Regions from separate parts of the Mus musculus genome. Here region 2 is linked to region 1. The links are chromatin contacts, found by Hi-C or POLR2A ChIA-PET in ENCODE. All regions are on one chromosome and are shown on one strand. The core of a region is the stretch at or near the end of the contact, and the rest is flanking DNA. Distances in the headings are between cores, read along the strand shown.

The links. A loop is a pair of places that touch in the nucleus more often than their neighbours do. ChIA-PET counts read pairs that join two places held with the same protein, here RNA polymerase II (POLR2A).
Region 2: a map of ES-E14 shows a loop between it and region 1 (3-fold over the local background). The contact joins the enhancer-like site here to the promoter of Hoxd10 in region 1. A Hi-C loop is called at or near these places in 7 of 37 maps with a recorded cell type or tissue (ES-E14, T-helper 1 cell, T-helper 2 cell and 2 more). POLR2A ChIA-PET finds 5 or more read pairs at or near these places in 1 of 5 experiments (embryonic stem cell).

Annotation. Positions count from the first base shown.
Region 1 is chr2:74,689,550-74,695,572 of GRCm38, reverse strand. It overlaps Hoxd10 (homeobox D10), which reads right to left and starts at 3,682. Exons shown (of 2, transcript NM_013554.5): 1 at 2,849-3,682; 2 at 467-1,482. The coding sequence starts at 3,593. The coding sequence ends at 1,205.
Region 2 is chr2:74,737,178-74,743,200 of GRCm38, reverse strand. The region is part of intron 1 of Hoxd3 (homeobox D3); the gene reads right to left. Among named protein-coding and RNA genes, the nearest start is that of Gm14424, 12 kb to the left of the region's middle. Within about 2 kb of position 2,699, at least 1 of the 3 ENCODE cell types and tissues checked has a DNase peak (open chromatin) inside an H3K27ac peak, as active enhancers do.

The DNA.
Region 1 (6,023 bases), core at 2,433-4,932:
CCTAGCCCCTGAAGATGGCTTCCCCAGCCAGAAGTCACCAAGAGCTCACTGAAAGCATTAAAAATAACATAACCAAAACCAAAGAGAAGAAAACACACAAATGGGGGACTGGAGGCAAAAGCCTGCAGTGGGTTCTTACTTACCAGGCTCAGGGGTAGAGGGAAGCTCATCCCATTGAGAATACAATTATATTAATAAGATTAGGGGGTGGGAGAGGCGAGAACGGTCTTCCCAGTTATGAAGACTGAGCTCTCAGGCTGAATCACGAACCCTTCTCAAACCCATCATTGCCATATTCTAACAGCCTAGGTCTTCTCCAGTTTTTCTCCTCCCATCTCCTTTCTCCTGCCCCTCCCAGTCCCCTAGTCCACTGCCCCCTGAAGAGCAGTTTGGTCAGAAGAAACCCTCCCCAAAGGCTTTCCTCTCCACCAAAACGTATATTTCCATTTCAGAAAGCAGAAGGAACAAACCCATTTCCAGAGTTTATTGCATTACACATGCGACCAGAACATGCACAGAAAAGCACAGGTTGCGCTTGTACTTCTACCAAACCACAGATGCACCACAAGGAAAGGCTACAAGGCATAAGTCATCAATATTCCATTTCACCAAGGACAATTGCTAAGTTCATTTGTGAAAAGATACATTGTAATGTGCTTTTTAAAGTCCCCCTCCCCCCAAAGCTTGTGGGTTTTCTTAATCTTTTGAAATATATATAGATATAGGTTGTTTGTTTTTTTAAATACTGGATGTTTTCAAAATGCCATGAGTTCATGGGCTAACCACACACAGAGAACTTTTATGTTAGGAAAAACATGGAAAAGTCACATTGCTGGCGGGATAGATGGGTGGGATGCGATGGATACGTTTAGATGGATGTTCTACAGTTCCAATAAGTTAAGACCCAAATGAAAATGCGCAGTAATAGTTACCCTGCATTACGATGAAAAAAAATAAATTACACGTGCTAAGTTTTTTTAATATATATATATATGTATACTCATAGGGATTACAGATCACTTGCAGCACGAACAGAATGACCCCAAAGTCACATTCTAGCAGGAAAACAGAACAGAACAGAACAAAACAAAACAAAAAAACCAAAGAGCAATGAAGGGTTTGTTTCCGCCTTGCCAGTCCTCCAGCACTCAGGCCTGGAACTCGGTGCCCCCTCTCGGATCCTGGCCTCACATGGGCCTCAGACCTAAGAAAAGGTGAGGTTGGCGGTCAGTTCTCGGATTCGATTCTCTCGGCTCATCTTCTTGAGTTTCATTCGGCGGTTTTGAAACCAAATCTTGACCTGCCTGTCGGTGAGGTTAACGCTCTTACTGATCTCTAGGCGGCGCTCGCGGGTGAGGTACATATTGAACAAGAACTCTTTTTCCAATTCCAGCGTTTGGTGCTTGGTGTAAGGGCACCTCTTCTTTCTGCCACTCTTTGCAGTGAGCCAATTGCTGGTTGGAGTATCAGACTTGATTTCCTCTAACAAAATTAAAGGGAGAAGAAAAAAAAATCAAGAATTTTTTTTTCTCTCAGTCCATTCAAATATACCCTTGGCCATGACCCTGCTGCCAGATGGGCTGCTTTGGACAATGCTGGTATTAAACATCACTTACGAAGGTGGGCATGAAGGGGATTGTAAATTGGTACCAATTTAGAACTAAATACTTAACACGATGAATGAAAGGATATTCTGTGCCAGAGGCTGCCTCCTCATATTCTCTCTCTCTCTCTCTCTCTCTCTCTCTCTCTCTCTCTCTCTCTCTCTCTCTCTCCTACACAACTTTTCTGGCTTGCACAAAATGTGACTATAATAGCAAACTTTACAGGATTCCTCCGTCCCCCCAAAAACATTCTAAGCCGTCAGGCCACCAGAAAGAACCATAGCTTGCTTCATCTACCAGTATCTCACTACTGCTCCAGGGCCCCAAGTCGGCCGCTTCTTACCCACCCCTCCTAGGCAGACAAGGAGATCCACAACCAGGTTTATAGGGATGCAGGCTGTTTCAAGAGATAATGAGGAAGCAGGGATCCCTTCTCCACCCTGACTGGGCATTGTTACAGTTCCCCCCTTCCCCCCAGAATTTCCTCAATTTTTCTTTGCTCTCACACAAAAGCCTTCCTCCAGAAATGTAACTCTGTGGCTCACCCGGTAGACAGTGAGGGACAGACTGCAGAAATGGGCGTGGGGGCTCAAGATTCCTTCTTAGAAACCCATATCCCTGGTTCTTTGCATTACCCCAGCCCTAGGTGGGCAATGCAGATCTGTTCTCCCCCTCCTCCGCCTTTGCCCCCTTTGTAGAAGATTGCAAAGCCTGCGGCACTTTCGCCAGACAAAGCCAAGGTTACCTCTGCTTCCCCACCCAAGCACCAACAGGCCAAACCATTTCCTTTCCCTCTTAGATCGCAGGATGCGGGGTGCAAACCCTTGAACACAAACACGGTGTCTTAGGCTACCTTAAAATGATCCCTGGGTTCAAGGCAAAAACTAGGGCTGCAAATCTGAGCCAAAGAAAAGCGGGCACTGGAGCCCTGTTTACAAACGGCTGGTCTCCTTTTAGCTCTTTTGTTGTATTTCGGATCTGGCTCAAGACTGATAAACCCGGCAAGCCTGTCCTCTGCCCAGGCGCCATCAGCTTGGGGCCAGGTCTGGCCGGAGCAGCGGGAGAGAAGCCCCGACCCTTTCAAGGCAGGGATATCCCTTCTAAAAGCCGGGTGGAGCAGCACCTGCGGAGTATGGGCTCTGGGCTCCGCTGCCCGGGCTCTGCTCTGGGCACCCGAGCGCTCCCTTTTCGAGGTTTTACCGGACTGCACGCCCCGCTGGGGTGGCAACTCTGTTCATACCGACCTTTGCTTTCCTTCTCCTGCACTTCGGGACTGGACACGGAAACCTCAGCCAGGCAGCTCCTGTCTTCTGGAAGGCCGCCTTTGGCCTCGGGGCTCTCCACTTGGGAGACTTTAGTGGGCTCCTGGCCGCTCGCGCTTTCGTTCATCTTCTTTTCCATCTGCAGCTGGGCAGCCGAGAGCTGCGGCTTGGCCGCGCCACGAGGGTTGAGCTGGAGCATGACAGTGGAGCTGCCTTCGGGGCTGTTATTGTACTCTTGGGTTTTCCCGGTGGCGTAGGTCTGACTCAGTCTAAAATATCCAGGGACAGGAACCTCGGGGTTCTCAACAGGACAAGACTCGGGGACCAGCCTCTGGTACGAAGGGACCTCGGCAGAAATGAGTTTGTTGCGCTTATCAGAATACATGCAGCAATTGGATTCTTCTTTAATGTTGGCGGTGAATGAGCAAGTGGGGACTTGCTGTGTAACAGGTTGCTCTATTCGACAAGATCTGTTCGGGTCTGTCCAACTGTCTACTTGAGGTATATAAGGATGTACATTCATACCCATATTTTGGTGGTTCACTTCTCTTTTGGCCAAAGACGGGAGCAGTCCACAGGTTTGCATTCCATAGGTCCCCATGTCTGCGCTAGGTGGTGGCATGTACATGCTGGCGCTGCTCGAATAAAAACTGTCACTCCTGCAGGCACTGATCAAGGAATCTACTAAAAAAGTATTAGCAGCAGGAGAGCTGTTGGGAAAGGACATTTTGGGGAGGAATTTGAAGAAGAGAGATTGTGTCCTTTGTAGGCTGACATCGCTAGGAAAACATTCCCGGTGTAATTGTGGATGCCTCTGCCGACCACATGACAACCAAGCCAATGAGATTTGAAAATGGCCTTGAGCCGCAGCCTCCTTGCAGGTCACGTGTTCCCCAGCCCGGCCGGCTGGCCGCGTAAGCACGGACAACAGCGACATCTACTAAGCGCCTGTGATAGTGCGCGTTGGAGACAACCGGCCCAGAGCTCTGCTGCCGGCCAGCCTGTCTCCCGGGGCTTGTTTGGCCGGCCGGCCTGCCCCACTCGAGTCCCCCACCCGGCCACCGGGCCCCGCCAGCGGAAGGAAAGGCTTGATTCGAGGGGCCTCCGGGAGGACACGCGTACTGAGGAAAGTCAGAGCGCTGTGGCGCCTGCTCACAGAAGCGCTCTCCCTGCACATACCCAGGCAGAACGCGCCCAAGAGGGCCGGTTCCCAGGAAGGGATAGGGGCGCGGGCTGGTTAATTTAGTACTGGGCAGCCAGGAAGGTGAGTCCGATTTCTCTAGTTCGGAAACATCCCTCCCTAGGGTTCCAAAGGGGGCTGTGTGAAAATCTTCAGTGCAAAGATTGGACCAAGGTGTCGGGGAAGCACTGGCGAATAGGGCCCCGAGGGTCGAGAGGCCACCACGCAGCTGGGCAAACCCGAAGCTCGGATGATGGTTCCAGCCCGTAGCTACCCCCTCCTTAGATCTTTCTGCTAGAACTAAGGGGGGGGGGGAATCGGCACCCACGAGCTCCTGGAGCCTTGACTCTGAGAGTAACCACACCCTGACCTTTGAGGACCGGCCGCTGGGAGCTTCCTAGCTTGGAGATAATCCTTCGCCAGCCGTTCCCTATTCGCGAAAGCGTCTCTCCGGCTCCCAGAAACAGCTAAAGCCAGATTTCCTTCCCCTGATAACACAGGGCAGAGAGAAAGGAAGGGAAAAAGAAATTTTTTTTCAAAAGAAAAGGGAAAACTCTGATCCCCGGACTCCACAAGTTTTAGAAAACCGGGCCAGAAGAAAAAATAAAAATAAAAAGAGGAGAGAGCAAAGCAAACTTGTCATTTAGATCTTCTGCAAAGAAAAATATGTTTTCCTTTTATGGATTTTGTAAAAGCATTGGTTTCTGACAAGTGCAAGGTACAAGGGGTTGTGGAATTTATTAATACATATTAAGAAGAATCAGGGCGATCAATAAAATTCTCATCTACATTCTTGGGCTACTTGGTAATTTTCTTGCTTCTGAAGGTTTTTAAAGAGTTATACCCGCTGTTGCCACAAACGGGAAGATATTTTATTAACAAATCAATCGAGACTTTGTAAAGGATAAGATTAATAGTTAAGATTTAGCATAATGGCGTTTGCTTTATGAATTATTGAAAATTATACTATTGATTTTTCCCCTCCGCTACTAACCAAGAAGGTCAATTTTTGTTTTAACACAAATCGTCAAATATTAAAAGCTATACTTTTGTCAGAAGTTAAATTTTATAGTTTTGGACGATCCCTAAAATTCTTTGACAAGGTTTTGTTTGGGCAAGAAGGGAATAAAGAGGGAGAGTCTAAGTCTTCCGTTTCCTCTGGTGAGGGAAAGTTTTATAAAGAGGATATGGTCTGGGGTTGTGGTCCAGCTCATTAAAGAACAACCACTGCCACAACCACCGTGGAAACTCAGAATTTTATGAGAAACTTGAACAACTTCCTCCCTTCTTCTTTGGTTGCAGGCGGCGAGCCGCCTTGCGGAAGCCCGGGGCCTTAGGACAGCAGCAGGGAGCTTTAACCTTGATTTCCAAAGACTTGCCCTGGACCAGAGGCCCTGCCTGTGTGTGGGAGCCGTCCTTCGGCCTTCCGGGTCCCGTTCCCGGCAATCAAGAAAGTAAAACGGACCCGGAAACTGTGACCGTGAACCAGCTCCCAGTCGGAAAAGACATCTGTGTTCCCTTCTCCCACATTCGCCCAGGAATGGGCTGGCCTTGGATTTCAGGCCCAGAGACTGAACTTGTGGATAAATCTGTTTTCCCCTCAACAGAACATTTCTGTGGGGTTCGATGCTCTTTAAGGAGCCCTCAGCGTTCTGGGGGACCTAGTTGCTCTTTTCAAAAAAAAAAAAAAATCACTCACACCCCAGCAAAGTCCTTTGTCCCCCTCCCTCCCCTAAAGGAATTTCTCCCGGCCTGATGAAAACAGGCTTGGAGGTTATTTTCGGCCTTGGGACCGATTGGCTAGTCTCCTCTCAGTGCCCTCGCCCAAACAATAACCCCTTTTAAAAAACTCCACGGTGGCAATGAGACAGACCTTTTAAACCTTTACGCAGCTGTTCAAATACAACATCATTGTCAGGTTAAAGCCTGGAGCCTCTCACTGCTCTGGCTGCTGCACCCCGGTGGTGGAGCCGGAGA
Region 2 (6,023 bases), core at 1,450-3,949, 49 kb before region 1:
CACTTGGATGTCAGGGTGAGAATCTACACAGCTAGTTTTGTGGGTCAGCACTATGAAATCTAAGGTGTAAAGGCCTAGGTGGTAAAAAATCAAAAAAGACTTAAAGACTCCCAGACTTACTTTGAAGTTTAAAAAAAAAAGAAAGAAAGAAAGAAAGAAAGAAAGAAAGAGGTTTTCTTTCTTCACACTTTTCCACACCCCTTACTTTTTCCTCTTCCTACTTTTAAAAGGGCATCCCTGAAAATATGTGATCTAGATTTTGAAATGTTTGTTGTATGACTGAATGGTGAATGCTCTCATAACTTTATCATTTTCCTCTGGATCTTTACATAAACAGATATTATTATTGACCTCTGCTCTGGACTTTCCATTCTGCCCCACCTCTCATCCAACCTATAACCAATGAGAAAAGTTCTATTGACATGATGAATGGACCCAGAATAAGAAGGATGGGGGAGTAAGAAAAATTCTTCCCCTTTTGTATGCACTGACTCTTCATGGGGGATGCTTTTCCCACCCTTCTGAAAGGTTCCTGAGGAGTTAATGTATAACTAATATCATTCAATCACTTTTGTCTGTTTGATAAAGAAAACTCACTGGTCAGCTCTCTGGTTTTAATTCTTGATCTCATCTTTTAGGCAAAGTTTCTTTCCAAAAAATCTCCCTGGCTCCCATCACCATGAGAGAACCTATCATGCAACTTCTGGCAAATCGAATTTAAATATAGGAACCAAAATAGTCCTGCATTCATTTCCCCCTGTATTTTCACCCAACCAAGTACAAAAACTCTCCAAATTAGCCTTTGTTTGGTAGTATTGTTCTCCATTTTGTTTTAGAATATAAGTAAATATGTCATTTATCTTGATGCGAGACAGGGTCCTTCTCAGTGGGTTACAGTAATATATAAATGTGTGCAGTTAAGATATCTACCTAACAAAGCTAGACTAATTCATTTGATTAGTTTTCAATACCAATCTCTGACTGCTAGAGTTACCAAACAGCAAATGGACAGTTAAATCCTCAGTCTGTGACTAATATTTATATGTTTGCCCCAGGCCAAAGAACCTGGTGTGCTGGCTTGCTAAATTCTAGGGCTTTTCAGGGATCCTGCTTACTTCTGGATGTCTAAATGGTCAGGCTTATGAGACCACCAGAATTCACTGCTGCTGCTTTGTCATTCCTTGACAACTGTGGAAGCAAAACATCCCCTCCTGCCTCCTTGTTGACCAAGTTTGTCTTTAATGGTGGACCAGTCTCATCAAAATAGATTCTTGAGGAGCTAAGCAAGCCCGTGGAACAGATGACATATTATTTTTGCTCTGTGGCATGTCCCTAGAAAACTCTCTATGTAAAAAAGACTCAGAGGTACAACTAGAGCGCACAACCAGAGTCATCTCCTGCCTGTTTGCACTGTTGTAAGGAATTTCCAGACCTGCTTCATGGCCTGGTGTCCATTTCTGTACAAGCAAGGGTAGTAACTGTGTTGTTCTCTTTGGGGGAAGAAAAATAAAAAGCCTTTGCAGCACCCACCAGACAGAACCCTAAAGAAGCCCCTCTTCCAAAGCATGGTGACCTGAGAATATTGTTATAAAACCTGGGGGGGGGGAACCCAGTTTATTTCTTTCCAGAAATCCCTACTCCTTGTGAACTCTGCTTGAACCTAAAAAGCAGGACTGGGTCATAAATCATTTGGACAATGGTCAACTGTTCAGTGGCTCATCTTTTCCATCACACCCCCCCCCTTTAAGGCTTTCTTTTCTCACCCTTTGGTACCTTTGCTCATTTGAGCACCAAGACCCAAATGCTGGTGGGGGGGGCAGTTGGGGGAGGGGCAGATGATCAGGATTTCTTGTTTTGGAGTAGTCCTCTGTTGCCCTCTCTCCTTCTGCTTAGTTCCTCCTCCTCCTCCTCCTCCTCCTCCTCCTCCTCCTCCTCCTCCTCCGGCCATCCACCCCCCCCCACCCAAACTCCAACCCGAGGAATGGGACTGTGCAGCCATTCAGTCTCCTGGAGCACCCCTAGACCTCTTAGAGAAGAGTCACCAAACAGACAGGCTAGTCATTTTCCAAAGTCCCCGGAAGTTACCCAACTCAATTTGGAGGCCTAAAGGCAGGCCCCAAGACAGGGCCAAATGGTTTCCAACCGGAAGGAAGACCAGGCACCCTCGCAGAGCTCCCACCACTCTCTCTCCAGCCATGCCGGCCCGCCCAGCTGGCCTAGCCTCAGAAGCACCGGAGTCCTGATACTTGCTCACTGCACTTAATTCTGCCCAGATCAATACCTAATATGATACCGAATAAATAAAAGGCGCTCACAGCGGCCAGGGGACAGGGTTATTAAGCAGCTGGAGCTCTCACGGTGCATATCAATGCACCTGTCATTGTGGTTTGTAACAAAATTTATGACTGTGACCACGGCAGCAGTAAACGCTTCAGTAAGGAATGAAAAGAAAAACATTTCCCAAGGCCCGGCACTTTTCAGAAGTGGAAAGCAGGCTCCGCGTAGGAGGCAGCACGGCAAAAGAATCCCCTACTCCGCACTTTTCCCGTTTACACACCCTGCGTGCGAGCTGCGGGGATTATATAAAGTGGCCGGCGCCAGCCTGGCCTAGTAGCAGCTGTGCTCGGCAGTCCAAGTTGGAAAGAGAGGATCGCAAGCCCGGCCGAGGACCACAGACCTGCTGCCCGCCTGGTCTCGGACTCTAGGAGGCTCGATGGATGCCAGGCGTTTGCTCGCTCGCTCGCTCGCCCGCCCGCGGCTGCCATGGGAAGGCCGCCGGAGAGGAAGGCTTGGGCTGGGAGGGAGGCCACAGTCTCTGGATGTGTCAAGCGCGGCTGTGGTAGTGAATAGCTTACTGCCACCGTCAGTCGGTGCCAGTCTTGGGTGGCAGAAGTGGGAGGTGATGGGACACTGGTTGTGTCAGTTTCTCTTAAAATTCTTGGAGGTTCAAGTTGGTCTAACCTCCACTCCCTATTTTGTCTAACCCGGGTCTTCCAATAACCCAGGGATCTTATCCTGGAGGCGGCGACTTTTACTGGGCATTCTTGTTAATTCAGTAGAACGGAGCGGTGACACTCTTTGCTCTGATGGCTTTGCTACTTCTGGAAAACCAGTCTTCAGCGGGTTTGCTGAGAAGAGAATTGACTGCCCACTTTCTCCCGACCCCTCTCAGCCTGAGCCTCTTCTGCCCTTTGGGAAGCCCAGGACGCCCATTCTAAATCACTCCTGTTTAGCCGGGATAACTCAGTACTGTAGCATACCCTGCATTTAAGACAGCGGACGCACTCTATTAAAGCGCCATAAATTTGAAGGCCGATGATCGGTTCTCATGTAACAGGCAGCAGTTCACACTGAGGTGATCCACTTCAAAGCCACCCTTTGTTTTATGTCTTGATGTATGAATCCTGGGATGGCTATCTTGAGTTAAGGGGGTGGGGGTGGGCATGGAAATGTAGAGCAAATTATTTATTTGTTTATTTAAATCACCCCCCACTCACCACAATATTGCATGTATATTGTCTTGAATTTTATCTCTAACACTTTTTGTAGGCTCTTCAGTTTTCTTTGGTGTTCTGCGGAAGCAGATCTGGAACAAAATGGAAAACTCAGTAGCAGCTGGTTCTGTCTTCCAAACATACCAGGAGAGCCTTTACCCTCTTTAAGGGTGTCATAATCAATGTGACCATTGTATGTGGTGCCTGCAGCTATTCCAGACGCTTTGGCCCCAGCAGAATGAAGACACAGTTGGATCCAGGGGAGCTTGAGGGCAAAAATCTTTGGCTGGATGGGGGAGGGGAGAGAGAACCTGGTCATGAGGAAAGGACCAGGGGGTGAGCCAAGTGGGTCAGCCCTCTCAGAGAAGCCCTAAAATAAGGTAGGAGGAAGCTTACAGGTTAGAGGGACAGGAAAGGAGGGTAGATGTGCAAGGGCACCTGGGTGGATGTTACTGGAGCTGCCTCCTCAGGGTCCGGGTAAACGGGGAGTTAGGTAAACTGGAAATTCGGCTCTAGCTATATCCTGATTTGCACATTATCTCTCTGGCTCAGCTAGCTTTCCTGGAAGTTGTTAGAGAATGCCCACACCAATCTGGGCCTGGGCTGCTTAGTTCTGGGTCCGGACTAGACTATAAATATCGTAAGAAGCCAACAACCTTCCCTATCTCCAACCCCAAACCAAGACCAAGCCAAACCGCTCACCACTGCGGCTGCTCAGCACGAGCCGGTCTCTGGTCAGGTGAAAGGAGGGAGAGGCAGTCTCTCTCTTGCATCTGCCCTGTGCAATTTGTCGACTCAGTAGTTTGCAAACACTAAACTGCACCCGGGAAAACCCCACACAAAGCGTCCAGGGAGCTTCTAAAGACGAGAGAGCGTAGCCATAAGCCTTTGAAGTGACCTTTGGCTCATGCTGCAATAAGTCACCTCTTAATGAACACCCAACGGAAGCGCCTCAGAGAGATGCCAGCCCGGTAGGACTCCTAACTTCGCGGCCCGACTTCAGCTTCCCAAGATGGCCTGTGTTGGGGAAGACTCCTCATTTGTCTGCTTTCTATGTTCCAACCCTCTTGGCTGCCCCCCCTCCCCGAGGGTGACACAGTGTAGGTGCACCCCCTCCCCGAGGGTGACACAGTGTAGGTGCAGGGGTTATCAGGATGCTCAAACCGGTGGCCTCAGTCCCCATACCGTTTTATATCATACAATAGCACGGGCAGACATCAACCTGCGCAGCTTGATCATTTTTACTTATTTTTTAGAAGGTTTCTTTAGAAATAGGATCACTCCCTGAGAAGAAGAGCCTCGCAGTCCCAAAATTTAGCATTTAGCTAAATTTTGCTTTCCAGGCGTTGAGGAACCTGGTAAGTTCGTGCCTGGGCTTTTTATAGTGAGGGGTGCTCTCTGAGCTCTGGGTACAGGGGTCTTGGGAAGTGGATAGGGGAAAGGACCTCAAGTCAGTTGGGTCACAAGCAAAACATCCTCCCTGCAACCCCCCAGAGCTCTCTTCTGCGTTTTCTGCCCTGCCCTGCTTCAAGCCACGCAGGACTGGCCTAATTTTGGATTTTGAGTGCCCCCCCCCCCTGTCGTGGTCTGAACCCGGCTGACTTCGTCCTGCCTGAGTTCCAACACACTTTTCGCAGCCAGAAACTTCAGAAGCAGAAGGGAATCTTGTCCGCTAGCTGTTGGGGAAGATCTGACTCCAGACATACCCCCACACCCCACCCACCAGCAGTACCCAGGGAAAACTCTTCAGGATAGGACCAGAGTAGAGCCTTGGTGGGGATTATTGAAAATTTCGGGGAAGTTATAAGTGAGTGCTCCATGGGGCCAAATGAAATGCTGCTTGCAGTAATTGGATTCAGCTGACTAAGCTGGCAGGCTTGCAGCTCCGAGGCAATGAGCAAAGAAAAATGTCCACCAACTTCAAATTCTGATGGAGCCCAGTGCAGCTGATTGACAAAACAACTTTTCCTGCTCCCTTTGATGGCTAAGACTTTGGACCTCAGTCCTCCTCCCACTGGGGACTGTCCCAACTTAAATTTAGACAGTGCTTCTCCTCCTCACTTGGGGTTCCGGTCTCTGGGGTAGTCTAGTAGATTCGGCCCACTTCTGCTCACAGGGTCACTCGCGCTTGCCTTGGTTGGGAAAAAGACCTGTGATATTTGTCTTCTACACTTCTAGCCTGGAGCCACGAGGAACAAGTCAACAAAGGATATGAGGAATGCAGGAACCAATATGATTTAGCTTTCACCACGTAGGGTTATTTGGAGAGAAGGACCCAGAAACACTAAATCTGTTCATCATTGTAACAGCCAAAGCCTATGCTGCTGATACACTGGGGAACCCTCTCAAACTCCTCAGGGTAGTTTTTTTTGGGGGGGGGGTGTCTTTAATTTCCGAGACGTTTTAACTCCTATGGGGGAACATAGGAAGCCAACAGCAAGAGGTAAAGGCTGAGTGTGCAGAGATGGTTCTCAGAACAATACAGGGAGCTGGCTGGCCACACGGTTTATTTTAAATATGGATAAATCA